2 separate regions of the Homo sapiens genome follow, and region 1 is linked to region 2. Evidence: read pairs that join two places in POLR2A ChIA-PET (ENCODE). Cell type or tissue: CD4-positive, alpha-beta T cell. All regions are shown on one strand. Each heading gives the region's core, and the rest is flanking DNA. Links, peaks and the distances in the headings are about the cores only.

The links. Peaks named below come from ENCODE experiments on the same cell type or tissue, not always from the same donor. Only the 100,000 strongest peaks of a DNase experiment are listed, where the experiment ranks them.
Region 1: POLR2A ChIA-PET joins it to region 2 with 5 read pairs; 1 of 35 experiments calls an interaction of 5 or more read pairs at or near these places.

The regions. Positions count from the first base shown.
Region 1 is chr16:50,280,172-50,285,246 of GRCh38, forward strand. All of the region lies in intron 1 of ADCY7 (adenylate cyclase 7), which reads left to right. Among named protein-coding and RNA genes, the nearest start is that of MIR6771, 9.9 kb to the right of the region's middle. RefSeq lists an enhancer at 3,763-4,264. In CD4-positive, alpha-beta T cell, for the core only: no CTCF peak of the experiment used is centred there; a DNase peak (open chromatin) is centred at 2,030; H3K4me3 peaks cover 1,790 bases; H3K27ac peaks cover 1,545 bases.
Region 2 is chr16:48,316,509-48,321,583 of GRCh38, forward strand. All of the region lies in intron 11 of LONP2 (lon peptidase 2, peroxisomal), which reads left to right. Among named protein-coding and RNA genes, the nearest start is that of SIAH1, 66 kb to the right of the region's middle. RefSeq lists an enhancer at 2,693-3,315. In CD4-positive, alpha-beta T cell, for the core only: no CTCF peak of the experiment used is centred there; DNase peaks (open chromatin) are centred at 1,283 and 2,373; H3K4me3 peaks cover 723 bases; H3K27ac peaks cover 917 bases.

The DNA of each region.
Region 1 (5,075 bases), core at 315-4,314, 2.0 Mb after region 2:
ATTGTGTGTCCAGGAATTTATCCATCTCTTAGGTTTTCTAGTTTTTGTGTGTAGAGGTGTTTGTAGTAGTTTCTGATGGTTGTTTTTTATTTCTGTGGGGTCATTAGTAACATTCCTGTAGTCATTTCTAATTGTGTTTATCTGGATCTTTTCTCTTTTCTTCTTTATTAGTTTAGCTAGTGGCCTATTTTATTAATTTTTTCAAAAAAAAAAAAAACAACTCCTGGATTCGTTGATCTTTTGAATGGTTTTTTGTGTCTTGATTTTCTTCAGTTCAGCTCTGATTTTTGTCATTTCTTGTCTTCTGCTAGGCTTGGGGTTGATTTGTTTTTGCTTCTCTAGTTCTTTCAGTTGTGAAGTTAGGTTGTTAATTTGAGATCTTTCTAAGTTTTTGATTCGGACATTTAGTGCTATGAATTTCCCTCTTAACACTACCCTAGCTGTGTCCCAAAGAATCAAAGAACAACTTTCTACCCATCCCTAGAAGTAGCTCTCTGGGGCCAGGTGAGAACATCAGCCTTTTCCCTCAGTTTTTCTCCAGTTGCCTATCCTTTTCATTAACTGATTCAGCCTCCACCCCCAGCCCAGTCCCAACTAGGCCAGAGCTGGCCTCAGAGGTCTGACACAGCCCCTCCTTTGCAAGAGGGGAAACTAAGGCACAGGTCAGGCAAGAGACTTGTTTAGGGTCACAGAGCAGGTTGGTGGCTAAGCTGGGACTGGAATGCAGGTTTCTGGTCCCCAAGACTGATCAGCAGCCTGTGCCCTGGGAGTGGGAACAAAGTCAGCCTGGGGGTGCTTGGGGGCTATGGAGGGGGAGCAGGGTTGGCTGGGGGCTCATGCCGTTGGGGAATTTCAGTCTTTGCCCCTGCTCGGCAACTTTGCAGGCTGTTAGGAGATGCGGTGGGGGGCCTGCCCACTCTGCACCTGCCTCTCCCTGGACCCCATGGTTGGGCTCTGACCCTGCAGGGCTTCCTCTGACACTAAGCGTGCCTTCTTGGCCATTTGCCAATTTGTCTTGCAAGCTTGGCCTGTTGGACATCATGACCTGTGCAGACAACCTGGTTATCAGCACCCCCAGTTTACTGATGAGGAAACTGAGGCCAGAGTGTGCAGGCGACTGCTATTCACAGGCCATTGGTAGCAGAGCTGGGATTGGGTGCAGGCATCCTCCCAGAGGCCAAGCGTAGCTGGGAGAGGTGTGCTGTGGCAGGTAAGGCAGGTGCGGCAGGTGCAGCAGGTGCTTCCCGATCTTGAGGGAGGCCCTTTCTTCATCTGCCCTCATCCTTTGGCTGTGGCGCCCTCCTCCCTCACCCATGCCACTCTGCGTGCTTCCCCACCCTGGGCCTGGTGCAGGATTCTGGCTGGCTACCCTGCTCGGCCATTCACGTCACAGGTGTTTGCCAGGACCAGCTGCGGGACACACACACACAGATCCCACCACGACAGTTTGGCAAGTCAGGGGCCGGGATATTGGACCCACACTGGGAAGGCCTCTTGGTACGGGAGGTGCCTGGGAGAGCAGGGCATGGGGGCCACAGGGCTCTGGGGACAGAGAGGGCTGGGCTTGGGGGGATGGGACCTTGAATACCAGCAACATTGAATCCCTGGGTCCCACGAGGTTTACTGGGGGCCTCTTAGGTCAGGCTTGCACTGGGCAGAGCAGCTGCTGGCTTCATGGAGCTCAGGGTCTCTTGAGAGAGTTCGCGTTAATATGAGATTCCCTTGGCAAATGAAAAATCTGCCTGAGACCCAGCCTACCAGGGGAGCCGAGAGCCGGCAGGACCGGGGGCGCGAGACGGAGCATGCAGGTTTTTTGTCTGGAGCTGCGTGGCGTCCCAGGCAGGGTGTGGGCCCAGGGGCCTGAGCGGGGCCTCTTCCCTGGAGGCTTCCATGCCCCCCTCACTCCAAGGTCCCCACTTCCCCTTTTTGAGGCCAACAGGGCCCCAAAGCAGCCCTGAGCCTGCTGAGGCTCGGCCGGAGGAAGCCAGGCTGTGGTTTCTGCCAACAGTGGCCGGGTGAGGAAGTGGGTGTCCTGTCTGCATCTGTGAAAGCTGGGGGTTTCTAGAACATACTCCCTGCAAGGGCTGTGGTTGTGCTGGGGACGCTGCCAGATCAGCTGGACTGGGGAAGGATTTTCCGAGCACCCAGGGACCTGGCCCTGCAGTTGCAGTATGGAGTCCCAGCCTCTTGCTTCCAGCAGGTCTTCTGGCTGGAGAACCTGGACCCAGCCAGCCAGTATTTGATAAGGAGACCACAGTCCTGCCTTAGTTGCAGGGAAGGGATAAGGGAGTGTGTGTGGGGTTGCTCAGCAGGCTTCCTGGAGGAGGAGGCCCTCCTGGAGTTCGCTGGCCTGAACTTGCTCCTGCAAGGCAGAGGGAAGTAATTCGATGGGGTCCCCTGAGCTCCCCACCTCTTGGTCATAGCTCTGTCCTGGGCCTTGTTTGTAGGGAAGAGGTTGGTGTTTTGGGATATTATGGGATTTCTGGATGCCAGCCCCATGAGGGTGATAGGGACCCCGGATATCCTGTGTTTAAATCCCAGCTTTTTTTTTTTTTCCAGACAGGATTCTCTATCACCCAGGCAGGAGTGCAGTGGCATGATCATAGTTCAGTGAATGTAGCCTTGACCTCCTGGGTTCAAGCAATTCTCCTGCCTCAGCCTCTCAAGTAGCTTGGACTACAAGTGTATGCCACCAAGCCTGGCTAATTAAAAAAAAAATAAACAACTTTTTATAGCGATGGGGTCTCATTATATTGCCCAGGCTGGTCTTAAACTCCTGAACTCCTGGCTGGGGCTGGGCTGTGGAGCCTGGAAAGTGTGATGGAGGGATGAGCGGGGCTGTCCCCTCCAAGACCCAGCTCCTTTCTGGAGGACTGGCTGTGTCTGCAGGGGCACACTCTTACCTCTGTGCTGACTGAGACCCTTCCAGTTGACTCTGAACCCACTGAGGGGCCACGGGTGCTTGTTAGACGCAACAAACTGGGTCCAGAAGCCTGATGTGGACTTTGAGACTCTTGGTTGCGAGTGACAGAAGCTCAAACTGGCTGAAGCTGAAAGGGGCATTGCTTGTCCCATGTGGTTAAATATCTAGAGGTTGCGTAAGCTTCAGGCACAGCTGGCTCCTGTGACCCCAGGAGGTGTTGCCAGGCCCCTGTCTTGTGCCAGTTCTCCATGTTGGTGTCAGTTTCAGGTGGGCTCTCTCCTTGTGGTGGCTCGGGTGTCTGCTGACAGTGTCAGGTCACCGACAAAAGAGAACGCCTCTTTCCCTGGGTCAGCAGAAGTCCAAAGAGAGCCTTCACTTCCCAGGCCTGTGGCATTAGGGCTTGAGAGGGACTTTGCTGATTGGCCACACTGGGGTCATGTGGCCCATGAACCAGGGTACTGAGGGTCGGGAGAAGGGACATTGCACAGCAGAAGCATGAAATACCCTCCTCCCATGTGGACACCTTCCCCACAGGGGAGTCCCCTCTTCTTTAAAATGGGGCTGCTCACCCTGCTCTACCACTGGGGTGGTCGTGAGGTGAGAGTAAGTAAGGGACCCCCTGGGACTGCAGTCTCCTCAGGAAGAGGGGACGTGATACCTCTGCTCTTGGTGGCTTTGGAGTTCAGACAGGACCCATGCGGTGTGGGTGAGGGAGTGACAGGGAGGCAGGGCTTGCCTTGAGCTAAGGGAGGACTCAGGGCCAGAAAAAGTGCCCAGTGATGGAGGAGACTGCCCTGAGAGGTGGTGAGCCCCCCCGTCATGGAGGTGTGCAAGCTAACAGCAGGGTCATTCAATCCGGGAGCCCTGGATTGGATGTGTCTCAGACATGGCAGAAGGATTCCTTTATCCAGGGCCTTGTGGGGAGGCCCTCCCTGTTGCCAACTGAGTCGAGGGCTGGTGGAAGAACTGGTGATTGGACAGGAGGCCTTGAAAACTTCCCGGGCAGGGGGTGCCTCTGGGTCTGGCTTTGGCGGGGTGGCTCCTAGGGAGGAGCTGGCCTGGGGACATGCCACTGGTGGTGGGTTCCTGGGCCCCCTCTGGAGATGTGATCAGTGAGTTCATTCCCCCCAGGCCTCACGGTGCCCGGCTTGTTCCAGGAGCTGGCCAAGGTCCCTGGATGGGCTGAAGTCCTTGTGCCCATGTTGTCCACTGTCCACCTGCGCCTGCCTGCCGTTGCCCAGAAAGTGGCCTAATGAGTTCCTTGAGAGGCGTGTTTACCAGGCCTGTGTTCCCACGGGCCCTTGGGACTCTCTCAGCTGGTTCCTCCCTTTCCTCGTGGTGGCCCAGCCTGGCTTTGTGTGCCTGGAGCGGGTGTGTCCACACACTCTCACACTTGCACTTTCATGCACGTGTCTGGCCGCCTCAGCTCTGGTCTGGGGGCTTTGCCTGGGAGATGGAGCAGTTGTGGGGAGTGGCCTCAGCCCTCTGGTGTTTGGAGCTTCTCAGCCTGGCTGTCCTGGTGCACTGGTGTTTGGCAGCAGGCCAGGGGTCAGGTGGGTTTGCTGTTTGTGTGCTGTGGCATCTGGCTCAGTCCCCCGGGATGTCAGTGGGCAAGCCTGGGCTGAGGAGCCCTGGTTTGGGAGCTGGCAGACCTGGGTTTGCATCCCAGCCTATCTGTCCACCAGCTCCAGCAGTGTGATCTTAGGCAACCACTCTGCCTCTCTGGGCTCAGTTCTGCATCTGTGAGACGGTGGTGCCACCTTGGCCTTTGCCGGTTGTGAAGATGAGAGTGAATGTGTGTGCAGGTGCCGGGGGTGACAGGAACTGCTGCTGTTATTACTGCAAAGGGCTATTTTGGGGTGGGGGGTGCTGAATTGAATGTATCTCAGGCAGGGACCTTATCTTGTTTGGCAACCCCCACAGCACAGGGTTGGATGTATATGGTTAGCACACAGTAAATGCCTCTTGTGGAATACAGACTGATTAGTTTAGATTTAGAGGTTGTAAACTAGTGGGCTGCAAATATTGAAAAATTTGAAATCAGCTGCCAACATTTAAAAATCATCATTTCACGTAGAAATCAGATTTGTAGCCTGTCTGAGCACTTTGGGCACTTTGACAGCTCTTGGCCACATCCCTGAAGGGTTGCCCC
Region 2 (5,075 bases), core at 767-4,766:
TAGAGACGGGGTTTCACCATGTTGGCCAGGCTGGTCTTGAACTCCTGACCTCAAGTGATCCACCCACCTTGGCCTCCCAAAGTGCTGGGATTACAGGCATGGGCCACCACACCCGGCCAGGATTCTTTGTATATATATGGACTCCAATAGATTCTCCATTGATATTTTCTATCTTTTTATCTATTTAATCCCTCCTTTTCCCTATTTTCTTGGACATGCTAGTCATTATTTTGAAAATCTCTACCTTAACACTCCATTATCTGATTCAGTTATGTTTGGTGTTTGTTTTGTTTGTATTACCTTTTTTTCCCCCTTGATTTCTAGTTTTTTGTTCTGTTTTTTAGCATTTCTTGTATTTTTTTACTGGATGCCAGACATTGGATGAAAAATACAAGGGCTGTAACTATTATCCTCTGAAAAGTGTTACATTTTCTTCTGATTGGTAACTACAGTACCAACCTGTCACTCTGTCCTGTCAAGGCTGAGTTTTAGGCTTTGTCAGGACTCGTCAATTTCAGTTTGGGTCTTATTACTGGGATACAGTCTTTATTTTTATTATGTGGTACTCCCAGGATGTAGTTCTTATTCCTTCGTGGGTGACCCTTACTTCTAGAGCATGATCTTTCTGAGTTCTCACATGAAAATCCAATCAGGTCTTTAGCATCCTGGCTTCTCCTTTCTCCTGGGTTTCTAAAAGACTCACCCTGAATACATTCAACTTAGGAGTTAGTCAACAGCTTGAGGGGGATTTAAGTGCAGATTTTTGAGATCCTTCTTTTTGGTTTCTTCCTTTATTGGGATTTTGCCAATGAAGTCCCAGTTGCTTTGACAACCTCTAATTTTCAGAATTACTTTTGACTAAATGTTTTATGATTCTAAACATACCATCTACTCTGTCAATTCTGAATTATGGTGATACTCAATTCTACCTCAAATCCCAAAGAAAAGAGGGGGAAAAAACAACAAAACTAAGAAGAAACATTGCTTTTGTTTTGTAGCTTTAGGCTTCTACCTATATAATTGACTATTATAAAATCTCATTTGAGTAGGATCTTTAGTAGCCACCTACTTTGACTGTGATTTGATTTATAAATCCCTTCACAACATTCCTCAGTAAACACCATGCTTTGCCTGTTTGACTTGGTTAACAGACATGTCTTTATAAACTTGGCTATCCATTTTCCAGTCTGTAGGAAAAGAGAAGCTGTAAGTTGGAGAAAAGGCTAGTGGTTGGGTGGTGAGTCATAAGCAATAAGATTTGATGTCAGTGATGACAGGCCTGTCCTCTTATGATAGATTCCTTGAGCCCCCTGCTGACCACAAAGCTTTGGCTGGCTAGACCACAAGTCTGTCTCCCTCAATGACAATTTTTGTAGCTCAATATGGATCCTATTTTGTGTGAGTTGCATTTGGAGATTTGTTGTTTATCTGCTGTATTTGCCTTAGGTGGGACAGTGAAATCAACCTAATGTAGTGGAAGGAAGTAGGTATTACATCCTTAATTCCTTGATATACATCCTTTTATTATGTGGTACTCCCGGGATGTGGTTTTTCAGATTTGGAGAAGAATAGTTAAAAAAAAAAAATGCAGAAAGGATCAAAAGCACTTGATTCTCTCGCAGGGACAGCTTCCTGTTTTGGTTGAGGAAGGAGCTGCACTTAAAATAACTAGCATAAAGCATGCTTAGGGCTTGCTTTCCAGACAACCTCAATTTAAAATGCATCAAAAGCCAGGTGTGGTGGCTAACATCTGTAATCCCAGCACTTTGGGAGGCTGAAGAGGGCAGATCACTTGAGGTCAGGAGTTTGAGACCAGCCTGGCCAACATGGTGAAACCCCATCTCTTCTAAAAATACAAAAATTAGCTGGGCGTGGTGGCACACACCTGTAGTCCCAGCTACTTGGGAGGCTGAGATGGGAGGATCATTTGAACCTGGGAGGCGGGGATTGCAGTGAGCCGAGATCACACCACAGCACTCTAGCCTGGGCAACAGAGCAAGACTCTGCCTCAAAAAAAGAAAGAAAATAAAATTCATCAAAATAAAATATTTGAATTTTACAGCACTAGTTCTTTTCATTCATTGACTTTCATTCTCCCACTTTACCACACCTTTAACTATTGGCAAGAATGTGGTGAGTGGGAGAAAGGTATCCTGCCACGTAAGCAAGTATACCTAGAGCCAAGGGGTCAGAGTGTCACAGAGGAGAGCCACATGCTGATGGGCTTGTGTTCGTTCCCACTCACTGACTATGCAAGCGCCTCTTCTCTTAGCCTTTCTCAGGATGCAGTTCTCCAGGAGGAATCAGCCTTCTGTTGGGCTGCTTTCAGAGCTCTTTGTTGTGGCTTCCTGCCATTGACTTTGCAAGCCCTAAGCATGCTTTATGCTAGTTATTTTAAGTGCAGCTCCTTCCTCAACCAAAACAGGAAGCTGGCTCTGCAAGAGAATCAAGTGCTTTTGATCCTTTCAGCTTTTTTTTTTTTTGACTATTCTTCTCCAAATCTGAAACATATCCATTCTCGTCTACGGCCATGAGTGCATTTATGTTAACAGAAAATGCTAAATTTAATGTTTAGAAAGTAACCTCTGTGGCCAGACATGGTGACTAATGCCTGTAATCCTGGCACTTTGGGAGGCCGAGGCAGGCAGATCACTTGAGGCCAGGAGTTCGAGACCAGCCTGGCCAACACAGTGAAACCCTGTCTCTACTAAAAATAGAAAAAATTAGTTGGGCATGGTGGTGGGTGCCTGTAATCTCAGCTACTTGGGAGGGTGAGGCAGGAGAATCACTTGAGCCCAAGAGGTGGAGGTCGCAGTGAGCCAAAAATCAAGCCACTGCACTCTAGCCTGGATGACAGAGCAAGACTCTCTCAAAAAAAATAAAAAGTAACCTCTGTGCTTTGTGTAACTTTTTGCTAAATTCCTGTCTTTGTCTTCTTGGAACAGTCTTCTACTTGTTACAGGATCTTCCTATCTTTTGGATTTTATATTAGTTTTAATATAAAATTAATATAGTTTTATATTATATAGCCCACTGACATGGCTGTTAGCTGACCTCAGTTCCTTGCTGACTTGGCCAGAGCCTTCAGTTTCTTATCTCTGGTAAGAGGTAATGTGTCTCTCCCTAGGGCAAGGCTGTGACAGCTGGCTTCTCCCAGAGGGAATGATGTGTGAGAGAAGCAGGGAGAGTAAGAATCAAGACAAAACTGCAGTCTTTTATACCCATCACTATTGCCATATTCTCTTGGTCACACAGCCCAACCCTGGTATGATATGGGAGGCACTAACTCCATGGGGATGGGATATCTGGGCACCATCTTGAAGGCTAGCTGACACAGATTATTTTTTGTGCGTGTGCCTGTAAGAATTTTTTGGCCAGGCGTGGTGGCTCACGCCTTTAATCCCAGCACTTTGGGAGGGCGAGGTGGGTGGGTCACGAGGTCAGGAGTTCAAGACCAGCCTGGCCAAGATGGTGAAACCCCATCTCTACTGAAATACAAAAATTAGCCAGGCATGGTGGCAGGGGCCTGTAATCTCAACTACTCGGGAGGCTGAGGCAGGAGAATCGCTTGAACTTGGGGGGCGGAGGTTGCAGTGAGCCGAGATCACGCCACTGCACTCTAGCCTGGGCAGCAGAGTAAGACTCTGTCTCAAAAAAAAAAAAAAAAAAAAGAATTTTTCTAAGCCCGCATTGAAGTTTATACTGTAGAATATCCATCAAACTTGAGCTGATTTCTTATCAAAGACCCAGGTTGCACAGATAGGGGTTAGAAGTTTGGATTCGGTTTTGCATTTTCAGTATTTAAAGTCTTGTTTCATCTTGTTCATTCTTACCTTTCCTTTGATTGTATTAGTAGCTCAGGACAAATAAGAATTTATAATTTTCCAAGGAACTAAGGTTGCTGTTGAGGAATATGGGTTTCAGAGACAAGAGTTTAGGCACTGGCTCATTGGTACTAAGCTTCAGGGGTTTGTAGTGTTGTTAGAGCTAATTGGATTTTACAAATAAGCCAAGATTATTAAAAAAAAAAAATAGATCTAGAGAGTAACACTTTCTGTGCTAAATCCATTGCATTTGATGGGATACTAGGCAGTATGCTATGTCCAAACTTCTAAAATCAGGCGGTGGTCTAACGTTGAGGTGAAAATATCATGTTGGTATATACTGCCAATATCATGAAGATATACTAAATATTATTTTCTGAGTCTGACATTTACACTGATTTACTGATTTATCCCTCATCAATATTGGCCTGGTTTAAGAGAGACTTGTTTGCCTGTACAGACCGGGAGGAAGCTTCAATGAAGGCAAAAATCTAACTATAATAGGAGCCAAACATTTGTTATTTGAATTCCAATTGGGGACAGGAAAATAAAATATTATCAAATAATTATAAAGTCATCATTCTGTTAAATGAATCATATAGGAAAATGCATTGACCTTAAAACAGAGTCTGGCTCTGTTACCCGGACTGGAGTGGAGTGGCCTGGTTTCAACTTGCTGCAACCTCCACCTCACGGGCTTAAGCTGTCCTCCCACCTCAGTCCCTAGAGTAGCTGGGACCACAGGTTTTGCCATGTTGCTCAGGCTGTTCTCAAACTCCTGAGCTCAAGAAATCCACCTGTCTCAGCCTCCTGAAGTGCTGGGATTACAGGCGTGAGCCACCGCGCCCGGCCTGCAGTGACCTTTGGTTGTCATTGTTATACATTATCAAAACAAACTCAAGTTACAAGAGTATTAAAGCAATACTTAATGGTTTTAAAAAAAATATTACAAAAGGTCTCTGCATTTTAACTACTCATCTAAATAATTGTCTAGGAATATTTTCTGAATCTCTAATACAGGAAATGAGATTTATTAATACATAAAACCCACTGAAAACAGGGGTGCAAACTTTCTTGTCTGGTACTAAAGATGGATTCCTATGTTTTGGGCCCTTGTTTATACCAGTTTATTCAATCAGTGAGTCAGCTAGCATTTACTGAATAGTCATATGCGTTGCTTAATGATGGGGATAATGTTCTGAGAAGTGCATCCCTGGGAAATTTTGTCATTGTGGAAACATCATAGAGTGT